Linked DNA regions of Mus musculus: region 2 is linked to region 1. A link is a loop called in an ENCODE intact Hi-C map of the cell type or tissue named here. Cell type or tissue: heart. All regions are shown on one strand. Each heading gives the region's core, and the rest is flanking DNA. Links, peaks and the distances in the headings are about the cores only. Region 1 holds the start of Septin11 (septin 11). Region 2 holds the start of Ccni (cyclin I).

Evidence for each region. Hi-C counts contacts between places; a loop is a spot of excess contacts. Peaks named below come from ENCODE experiments on the same cell type or tissue, not always from the same donor. Only the 100,000 strongest peaks of a DNase experiment are listed, where the experiment ranks them.
Region 2: a loop joins it to region 1, with 2.7 times the contacts of the local background. A loop is called at or near these places in 1 of 42 quality-filtered maps.

Annotation. Positions count from the first base shown.
Region 1 is chr5:93,090,644-93,096,016 of GRCm38, forward strand. It overlaps Septin11 (septin 11), which reads left to right and starts at 2,773. Exons shown (of 10, transcript NM_001009818.2): 1 at 2,773-2,954. The coding sequence starts at 2,928. In heart, for the core only: a CTCF peak has its summit at 2,273; DNase peaks (open chromatin) are centred at 1,938, 2,488, 2,808, 3,548 and 1 weaker place; H3K4me3 peaks cover 4,458 bases; H3K27ac peaks cover 3,322 bases.
Region 2 is chr5:93,203,547-93,208,919 of GRCm38, forward strand. It overlaps Ccni (cyclin I), which reads right to left and starts at 2,949. Exons shown (of 7, transcript NM_017367.3): 1 at 2,368-2,949. 2010109A12Rik (RIKEN cDNA 2010109A12 gene) reads left to right here and starts at 2,972. Exons shown (of 3, transcript NM_029363.1): 1 at 2,972-3,177; 2 at 4,553-4,648. The coding sequence starts at 3,134. In heart, for the core only: no CTCF peak of the experiment used is centred there; DNase peaks (open chromatin) are centred at 2,425, 2,955 and 3,265; H3K4me3 peaks cover 3,087 bases; H3K27ac peaks cover 3,280 bases.

The DNA of each region.
Region 1 (5,373 bases), core at 80-5,079:
TAAGGGAACGAAATTAAGGGCCTGATGGATGTTGTATTTTCAGGAACCTTTAATAAGAGACAGTTACTTTCTACCAAGGTGCAAGATTCACTTGGAAAATCTCTCCAAATAATCAGGGGTCCCACTAAGAAGGGGCACTGATCTTACACGAGGAACAATGTTAAACATTCATCATATATCTTTTCTGAAATGAAAAATTGAAATCACTTCTAGGCTTACTAACCCCTTGGGCTTGTCACTGCCCTTAGGATCAAGTACTAAATTCTGTCTATGGAAATAATTGATTATCCATAGCCTTAGTCCCAAGTTCCATCTCCACTCAACATTTATAGAATATGTAAACATGTATTGATCATTCAACTTTATTGAATATTGCAAATGTTGCTCAAATTCCTCCCTAGGGGAGGCATTAGCAGCATCTACCCTTCCTCCTAAGGTCCACAGACAAACCGAGGCACCACGCAACCGAAGTTCACTCTGGAAAGCAGTGAGTTCATTGGACTTCCTTGGATCACAGGTGAGGGGTTACTTAGTGAAGGGTAAGTGCTCTTTTCTTAGAGGCCACACTGAAAACTAACATGACCCAGCAGGGATGAAGGCTTTCCACTAGTCACACAGATGGATCCCCACTCTCCTAGCTTCTCAGCCTATATACACTCTAGCCTTTCCTGGAGGCCACATGCAAGGAAGGCAGATGCACATAGAAAGCGTGGTAGTAAGTGACTGGATACCCAGTGTGGGGCTCCTGAGCCTCACTCCCCTCTCTGAGTGAGATAAACAGTCAGTAGCCACAGCTGGGATGTTCATTTGCACCAAGATGACAGTTGTTTGGCTTGGAGGACAGTCCTGTTCAACATGTACGGTGTGTGCTAGAAGCCAAAAGGCAAGAACTCTTGAGTTCATAGTCTATTGAGAGATGAATATTACTATGACAACCTCTTAACGGCCTGGTTCATCTGCAACAATGGCTGGGGTGAAAGTAAGTCACAGTTCCTGCCTGTTGTCATCTGAGGTTATATATAGCACCGGGCCTCTCCTTTTAATCTTAAAAGGTTTAAGTTTGAATAAGAAATTATTCGCACCCCCACCCCCCACCCCCAACCGAAGAACAAGAAAGCACTGCATTAGAGTCACAGAGGAAAGGTAATTCTTGTTTTTGAGAGCTCTTGCGGAGCACTCGAGTGACATCTTACAAACTCGACACTGTGTAACGGTGTAAATGAGGTCCCTATTCTCAAAAGACATCTTCTCTATAGAACAGGGAGTAATCAGAACAAGTTAGTGCTGTTCAGGTCTGAGTGAGCCAGAATCTGGCTTTACATCAGAGCCTTCCTCTTTCAACACACTCTTCCCTAGGTTCCACCGCCAAGGGTGGAATTCACTCTAGGCAGCTTCTAGCTCCTCACTCACCTACCAGAGCAGCCCAGCATCAGATCAGCTACTGGTGAACCAGTGCTAGTCACTTACCCTCAGCCAAAGACTGGACAGAGAGCATCTGAATCCCGTAGCCAAAAGTGGGTTCCCAGAAACTTGGATGTTTGAAGTCTCAGGTATGACTCTCAGATGCCCGCCCTAGTTCTCCCCCCACGCCCCTGCCCCGTGGGCGCGTTCATGTGGGCTAAATACAGCCCTTCCCTTGCCTCTTCCCCTGCGCTTCAAGTCACCTACTTTCCTCAACTCACGTGAGTAGCTATCCTCACGTGATCGTGGGTCTACCATGCGTGGACACCCACAGCGCATTACACTTCTCCCTGTTAAGCCTATGTCAGATGTATGTACAAGGACCCCGCCATTTCGCCTGCCACTCAGACACTGTAATTATTCCAACATCTGCTGGGGGTGGGGGTGGGGGGAAGTCCTTCTTAGTGGTGGAGGAGCCCTCCCAGTTCCCTGTGCTGTGAGTCGCACCCACTTGTCACCCGCTTCTCGCCTTCGCTGTGCACCACACCCCGCAGCCAGGATTGAGCTTGCACGCCTCCGGGCCCTGGGTCATCCGGTCTGTCTCCGGGATCCAATATCACGTCCACTGACCTCTTCGCACCAGTAACCTCTCCAGTGTGACACGGTGGGAAAAGCTCTGGAGCAAGCTCACAAACGGCTTAATTTTTCCAGCGAGCACTCAAGTTTTTTTAATTAATTAATTAATTTCCCTGTCCCCAGCAGCGGTGGTTGGGTCGTTCACGACTAGGTCCTCTTTTTCTGGAAAAGCGGTCCCCAGCCCGGCCGCACACCACAGCGACGGCTTCCAGCAGCTGGTTTAGTCTCCTTTCTGATGGAAGGCCCAGCAGACCGGCAATTCTTTCCTCGTGGGGCGCGCTCGGCCCTAGTAAGTTACCCACCGCACCTTCTAAGAGGGCTCCTCCGGGTGGGGCGTGTCACCAGGTCAATTTTCCAGAGGTACAACCTCTGCACCCTGCGGTCCCCTAGCCTCCCTGCCCCACCCCATAGCAGCCCCAGGTGCCGGCTCCGCGCAGCGCGTGGCAGCTCGGGGTTGGGACCTCCGCGCCTAGGCTTTTACGCGGACCCCAGCACGTGTTGCAACAGGGGGAGTGTCGGGCAGTGTCCCGGCACAGGACGCTTTAATGGGACGGAAGAAAGCCACAGGAAGGAAGGTGGCTGACTTCAAAGCGTATCATCTTATCAGCTGACCAGGATCACGGTTCACCTGCTGCGTTCGTCTGCTCGGCTGGGGCTGGGGATCTCTCTGCACCCCCGTCCCGGGGCAGCTAATGGTCGAGTCCAGGCGGGAGGCCATGTTGCTGGAATAAAGCGGGCGGGGCGGCGCGGGCGAGCAGATGCGGCTGGAGGCGCGCGGGAGCCGGGCGCGAGCAGGGCGCAGCCGCGAGGGAGGCGCGGGGGAGGCCAGCGGGAGCCGGAGCACCAGCAGCAGCCAGTGTCGGTAAAGAGCAGCCAGAGCCACAGTCGCGATGGCCGTGGCGGTGGGGAGACCGAGTGTGAGTACTGGGGCCTCACTTCTCTAGCGTGCTGATCCCGGGGCGCCGGGTGGTCTCCGCTTCGGGGCGCGTGCGGGTGGAGACTTGCGGGGATCAGGAGGGGGGCTCTGGGTGGTGGCTGTTGGGGGCTGTGGGTGTGTGCATGAATTTGGGCGCGCGTCTGGGGCGGAGGGGAGCTTGGGGAGCCCGCAGGCTCAGAGCCTACCTGATGCAACATTAGATCGCTTTGGCGCGCCCCTGTTTCGGGGATGTGGGAAGAAAAGGACCCTTCTGTGAGGCGCCCTTAGAAGAGATTGCTTGAGCTGCTGCTTTCCCCAGCTACCTCTCTCTCACGGCGCACAAGGCTTAGCTGGTGACAGAGGAGGAAGGCGCTGACTGAGGAGGGTTTCCTCGCGGTTCTCTCGCGCCCTGGGGGCGATCCGGGCATGAGAATTGGGTGCTGAAGCGCTGTGTCACACGGCCGTAGAAGCGGGTCAAAGGGGTGGGATTTCCGTGGTGGTTTACTCCCCCCCCCCCCGGGTGCATTGTGAAATTCCGGACACCCTCAGGCGCCCACCCGGGTGACCCGGGCCCTGCCCAGGATGTGGACAAAGCCCTAGGCACACACACACACACACACACACAAAGTTTTCAAAGGGCTCCCTTTCGGGGTGGGTGGAAGTCCTGAAATACTCTGCGGCTGGCAGGCCGGGGGCGGCAGTAGTGAATACGGGGCTCCGGGAAGAGGAAGGGAGGGTGCGTGCCTGGAGAAGTGTCCCAGCACCCGAAGTCAGAGAGGGGATGCTCTGGGCTGGGGTACGCGCCACGGGCTGTGCCTCTGGGAGTGTAGGCTCTGGGTTTCCAACTCCGGCAGCCAGCTAGAGCGAGTAGGACTTTGAGGATGTAGTTTAGGGTCTGCTCTCTAGCCTAGGGTGAAAAGGAGGGAAGGGGCGGTGGCGGCAGTGGCCGCCTTTCCTTTTTATTGAAAGGAGCCAAGCCCAGTGGGAAAGGCGGAGTCCTCTTCTCTCGGGTTTTCTTTGTCAACGTTCATTGCCCACTTTTGCCTGGTCTGCCCTGGGGGCGACTCCGGGGGAGTCCTTCCCTGGCTAGTACCCCATCTTTTTTTTTTAAATTTTCCCTTTCGAACTTTGCAGCTAGCTTCAGGTGGTGGCCTGACATTTTGCAGATACAGAGAAAAGTCTTAGATGTTGAAAGCTGCCAAACCCCAGATGCTGAGTCTCTTGGCTCTCCCCACTTACATCTCTACACACACACACACACACCCTTCTGCACCCCCTGAGGAGTCTTAGCCCAGCAGGAAGTTCATGGGGTCACTGCAACATTACCTCAATTTGATGGTTTTGCTGCAGTTTGAGGTTCTTTGAAAGACTTTTCCCCCCCACAATCAGAAAATGTTCCCTGGTCATCATTAAGTGTTTGTGTGGGTCTTTTTAGACCTTTCAAACTCTGTTAAATGACACATTCTTAAGAATTTTGGCTTCCTCTTCAAAACACAAATTATGCCCTTGTTGATTGGTGCGAGGCTGTCCTTACTGAGGGGATTTGCTTAGTCTCTGGGCTGACCTCTTTATTACTATGGTAAGGAAATCAAGGTTAACTCTTGGCCTTATTTTTCAGGGCACAGATTCAAAGAACTAAAATAACAATGTATGTTTTAGAAGCCTCTGCAAGTGTCTGGGAACCCACTTATCCTGTGTAGGGGGTGGTCCCCCCCCCCCCCCCCCAGTAACACCTATCGCCAGTGCATTCTTGAGGGCTGGGGGAGGTGGTCGGAATAATTTGCTGCACATTTCCAATAAATTAGTAAGTTCATCTATGTCAATTAAATAGGAACAATATGTGAGTTTGAGATTTAGCTGTGTGGCTGTAATTATATCCAACTCCGTGTCTGCCCGCCATATGTGAGCTTACAACCACAGAGTCCTTCCTTGTGCAGGACCTTTCGTTCAGATAGTAGGGGAGGGGAGGTTCTGAAGGCATGTGGATACAGAGAAGATCCCTTCTTTATGCAAATTCTCTGTCGTCACTGCAATTAAGATGGAATTACTTAAAACCTGAACATAAGACACTGGTTCCCCAGTCGTAGGAGTGGTCAGGAATGGACTCTGAAGTCGGATAAGACTTTGGGGAGACTGCAGAGCGTGGTCAGACTGTTTCAGTTTGTTCTCTGGAATATGGAATTGGTGTGCTCAGAACAACTCCCGTGAATGCAGAAGAGTCCCCAAGCCCAGCTCCTAGATGGCTGTGCTGCCTCTGTAATGTTGACATTTTTCTACCTCTCCAATCCTTCTATCTGCTCTGTGGTTTGGACAAAAGACCGAAAGGGGATGGGGAAAAAGAAAGAGGTACTATGAAGTGGACTTATTCATGAATGGAGTTCCCTTTAGTTCTTTAGAAGTCATATAAAAAAAAAAAAAAA
Region 2 (5,373 bases), core at 174-5,173, 110 kb after region 1:
GATTCTGAATGGAAACACTCCTATCCATAGGGTACAGAGTCCAGGAGTATACACCACATTCACAAGACTATAAAATGGGCAAAAACTTAAATATGCATAGAATTAAGTTGTAAATTATTTGTCAATATTGTAGGAGAAACATTTTTACACTCCTTTAAGACAGCTGCTCACAGGTAGCAGGGAATTCAGTTTTTGCTCCTTTTACAGAAAACTTACAGGTCTATCCTCTAACATATAAGAGATTTAAGCTAAATGAATAAGGAATTTTGCTAACATAAACCCTTAAAAGTGTCATGAGAACTTTCCTGTTATGTAGCCCAGGCCAGCCCTGAATGCCCCACCTCAGCCTCTCAGGACAACTCTTATTTTAATGATAGAATTTTATTGTTTCTTGTTCATCTTTACCCACTATTAGTTACATGCACAAATGTGAATTATCTTTTTAGTCTCTAAAAACAAAAGGGCTATAGAGGTTGGGCATCCCTTATATAATGTGTCCAATTTTTTCATATATTGTATGTGTGGTTTTAGAATATTTACATATACATAATTAGAAGGGAATCCAATATAAATATGAAATCCATATATACCTATATATATGCCAGATAATTTTCTATAATTTAAAAATAATTTTTCACTTGTGAACTTATGAAATTACTTTCCACAAATTTAGGGTGCTCAATTTGATTTTTGCTTGGCATATTCTAAATGAACTGTTAAACTTTAAATTTTCCTTAACATTTAAAATAGCTTTACATATTCCTCCCATTGTCTCAAATACTTCTATACTGTTCATGCTTATTAAAAGGCTTAGATTTTGCATTAACAAGCTAGCATAATGCTTACCTTACATCAAACTGTACTACCAACATACATCCAGGACCCCCTGATCTTAAGAGTGGAACACAATGCCGGTAAACAACCACATTAATAGCAAGCTTCATCAATACATAATTATCCTATTATGGTGATCACAATGCCAACTCTATTAATAATCCTGTACTGACTGTTGACTTCTGGTCCTTCCTTCCTTTTCTGAACAGAGAAGATCAATGTGAGCCTTTAAGGTTTTTGTAGCTACTATTCCCTCCTTGACTTTATGAACCAGCAATACCGGGTCATAGGCGATCCCACATCACCGTCTAGAATTGTGCAGAAACACACTACCCTGCCTTTCTGTATCCATACTTGGACATAATCCTGCCTTTGTATGTAATTACTGTCATGACCATTGCTAGACCTGCTTTCTCAACTAATCATGAGTATCTTTACCACTAACAGTTTCCAAACTTTAGCACTGTACCTCCCTGCCCCCCAAATCACAGCTTACCCTTGTCAGGTGCTTATCAATAGCCCTCAATGCTTTGCTACTACTTGGCTAGCTATTGTTCATATTACTCTAAGTAATCCTTGTTTAACCCTATGATGGTGGAATTACTAAATCCATTTAAAAGATGAACAAACACACAGGTAGGTTGAATACTCTTAATTTTTAAGAATTACTTGACCAGAATAAACAAATACTCTTGGCTTTTAACCTAACCCTTTTTTTAACCCCTTTTAAGACAGGGTACATACATATATGTATGTGTGTGTATGTCTCCATCCCTAGCTGTCCAGAAAGTTTCTAGGTTTACCAGGCTGCTGTTCAAACACTCAATGGCTCTTCACTGACAAAGTGAAACGTAAGTATTTTACTTTGCTATTCTAAGACCTTCAGTTGATCCATTTACCTCGTTGATCTATTTACCTCACACTTTCCACGAATTTACTACACAATGTTCAACTTCTGCCTAAATGACCTGCGGTGGAGCAGGCTAACTCTGCAGAGAGCATTTAGCTCTTGCAAAATTCGGCATTTTTCTGTCCTTTATGATGCAACTCAGTTCCCTCACCTCTCTAGTTTCCTCCACCGGCCCAAGCCCTAGACGACGTTACACTCCCGCGCGCGGTGTGTGGGTGGCGGGGGGGGGGGGGGGTAGGGCAGAGGAAGATAACTATTGGCTTGACATTCACAATACTCTGCCCGGTAAATTATGTTCGGTGGTCACGAGGGATCGGTGGCTTCTGTGGGTGGGGGTGTGTCACCTTCTTTATTAGCACTGGCTCGCGGAGCCTGGAACTGGCACCCCAGTCGGTGACGGGCTGTGGCTACAAGTTACTTGGGGACCAAAAAAAAAAAAAAAAAAGAAAAAAAGGCCGGGCTCAAAGGAAACCCACGCAGCGCTGCCAGAGACGGCGAGGGGGTCCCCGAGGTGCCCAGGAAAGGTTCGCCGAGGGGACCGGTCCTCGGGGGAGCGGCGCGCGCCCCCGCGAGCTCCCACTCCAGCGGCGCGCACGGCGACCGCGCCGCGCCCCCGCCCTCACCTTCTTCTTCTCCTCCTCTTCCTCCTCCTCCTCCTCCCCGGCAGAGCTGTAGGCCTCACAGTGGTGACGCGGGGTCATCCGGGGGCCCGTTACCACCTCATGATCCTCGGCGCGCGGCAGCGGGGCGCGCGGGACCAGGGCCGGGCCGTCTGAGGAGGGAGAAGAGGGCAAACCGGGCCGGCGGGCGCGGGTACTCGGGCGGGACGCACGGCTGCGGCCGAGGGGTCACTCAGCGAACTAGTTCCATGATGACCCTGGGCCCGAGGCCGCCGCCGCCGGTCCCGCTCCTCCGACCGCCGCCGCTGGTGCCCGGGTGAGGAGGGGGCGCCCTCTCGCCATAGGGCGGCGGGGGCCGGGGAGAGGCGCGGGGTGAGGCCGGCTCTGCCCCTGCCCGAGGGAAACGCCTCCGAGGGGAAATGGTGGAAGGGGGGAAGGGGAAAAAAGAAAAGAAAAGGAAGGGGAAAGGGGGAGAAAATAAGAAAAAGCGAGACAGAGGCGCTGGCGCGTCCGCTCGCGGGGGAAGGCTGGGGAGGGAGGAGCGTACGAAAAAGCGCCGGCCGCCTAGCCCCGCCCTCGCGGACTGATTTCGGCCGCGCGTGTCTGTAAACAACGCCAGTGTTCTCGTCTCTTCCTGGCCACCTCCGGTGTCCCACGGACGCATAGGAGAGTTTGAACAAAGACGAACTTCCGTGTCTTATGGACGCACAGGAGAGTTTGAACAAAGACGAGCTTCCGGAGACGACCTGGGGAAGGCGCTGGGACTGGGATGAAAAGGGAAAGTGCATTTTGTGTGCACAAAGAGAAGGAAAGGTGCGCGGACTCTTTTTCCTCGGGCGCGCGGAAGAACCCCCGCCGCCTGTTCGGTGACGTAAGAGGCTTGTTAGCCGAGGAGGCGTGCAGTGGCCGGAGAGTGTGCTGCGCATGCGCCTCTGGAAAGAAAGGAGCCTAGCCTCAGGGAAGGGTTTCTGGGTGAGCGCCTGCGCCCAACCTAGAGTCTCCCAGTGTTTCCCAGCCCAACTTGTCCTTAGCCCTCCTGAACGAATTTATTAGACGTGGATGGAGATCTTTTGTGTAAAGATCACATTCTTTGTTGACCTTACGCAAAATTATGTTGTCCCGTTCCTATTAGTGAGTAAGGACATGCATCTTTTTAACCATCCTGTGGGTGATGGGAGACTGAAGCACTTTAGAATTAAGAAAATTAAGGGGATCATATCCTGCGTGCTTAAGGCTACTTGTAAAAACAGTGGATTAGACTACTGACGGCTTGGCTGTGCGCCAATGGAATTCTAGTCATGAGCCAGTATGTCTAGTATTTCAGGGTCCTGTTTATCACTAACTAGGTCCTTAACGAATGTGAACTAAATGTGTTTTATTTACTTGAGTACTTTTTACTCCAGTTGGTAAATTTTGCAAATCTTACAATGGTTCTACTTATGAAAAGAATGCAGATAGCTTTGGGAAGAAGGGGAGACCTGGAACTTAACCATTTACCTAGTCAAGCATTCATTTTACATCACTGGAAAAAAACAAAAACAAAAACAAAAAAAAAACCCGATCAGGTTTTTACAGAACTGGAATTAGCTTGAAAACAAAAGGCTCCTGTCTTCAAGGAGTTTGCAACTCAGGCACAGAGATACCCATTGATCACTGTATGAAATTACCCAAAAGACTGTTTTACTCTATAGCCATCCCCTCCCCATATGAACTCATGGATGGCCTGGATCTTGTATAGTTTGTTTTATACTGCATTTCTGTATGTGAAAGGCTCTCAGTATTTGATTTCTGACCTCATAAACAAGTGTCAGTAGCAGAAGGATTAAGATGGAAAATTTCAGACCAGTGTGGAAACGCCTTTAACCTGCTCTGGGCTCTCAGTAAAGGTTTCTCTGAGGAAGTGACATTTAAGATGAGTCTTGAAACCACTGGGCAAAGAAAAATATAGGCACAGGAAGCAACATATGGAAAGCACTGAAGCTTACATTGCCTCTGAGACTCAAGGGGCAGAAAGCTGAGGTCAGAGAGGATTCTATAGGGCACAGCGGGGCTCAGGAAGCACTGGAGGGTTTTAAGTAGGTTCTACGTGTGCCTGCATTTCCCACCCCCATCTAGTCTTTTTCTGTATTGTTACACGTTCTTTTTTTTTTTTTTAATATGACCAACATTTTTTTTTCCTGGATAAAAGTCTCAAGAGTATGGCCTTTCTGCATAACTTATCGTGGCACAACTATTGTGACACCGTGGAATCGTTTCTGCCTCTCATTTCTTCAAGGAAGACTGGGTAAGAGTGTAGCACAGCAGTAGTGGCCGTGTGTATGTGTGTGTGTGTGTGAATTCATATATATGGGAGCTGGATAGATGATTCATTAGTTAAGGGCAAGTACAAGACCCAAGTTACAGTGGCTCACAGTGATTCACTCCTAGTCATCTGATCCCCTCTTCTGAACTCCATCGGGACCTGCAGTACGCAGGTGCATAGCTCCCATGCACATATATACACATAATTAAAAATAAAATATGCATTCTTAAAAAGAAGTTCTATGTGGATGGTCACAGAAGCATTGTTCATAAGAGGTAAAAGATAAAGCAACAGAAAGTGGTTTCTCAGCTGCCTGGTGTTACGTGTATATCTCCATATCTTACCGTGGATTAAATGGCCACTAGCATTCATGAACTTCAAAAAAAAAGTTTATAATTAAGTGAGAGCTCTTAAATACTCCTGGTTATGTTTCATTGGCTTAACTCTTATATCAAACAACTTGGCAAAATAGTCATCAAAAGCCATAAGAATGTAAGTCCTGCTGGATGCAGAAATAACCTCAAAGGAGGTTACGCATGGAGATACTAGATGACTCTTTTCCCATTTTTCCCAGTAGCAGCTTTATTGACACGTAAACTATCCATTTAAAGCATGTGGTTCACCTCGCTGAGCACTCATCATCACAATCCATTTCAGAACATTTTCATCACCTTGAAAATAAACCTAGCATCCTTCCCGAATCACCT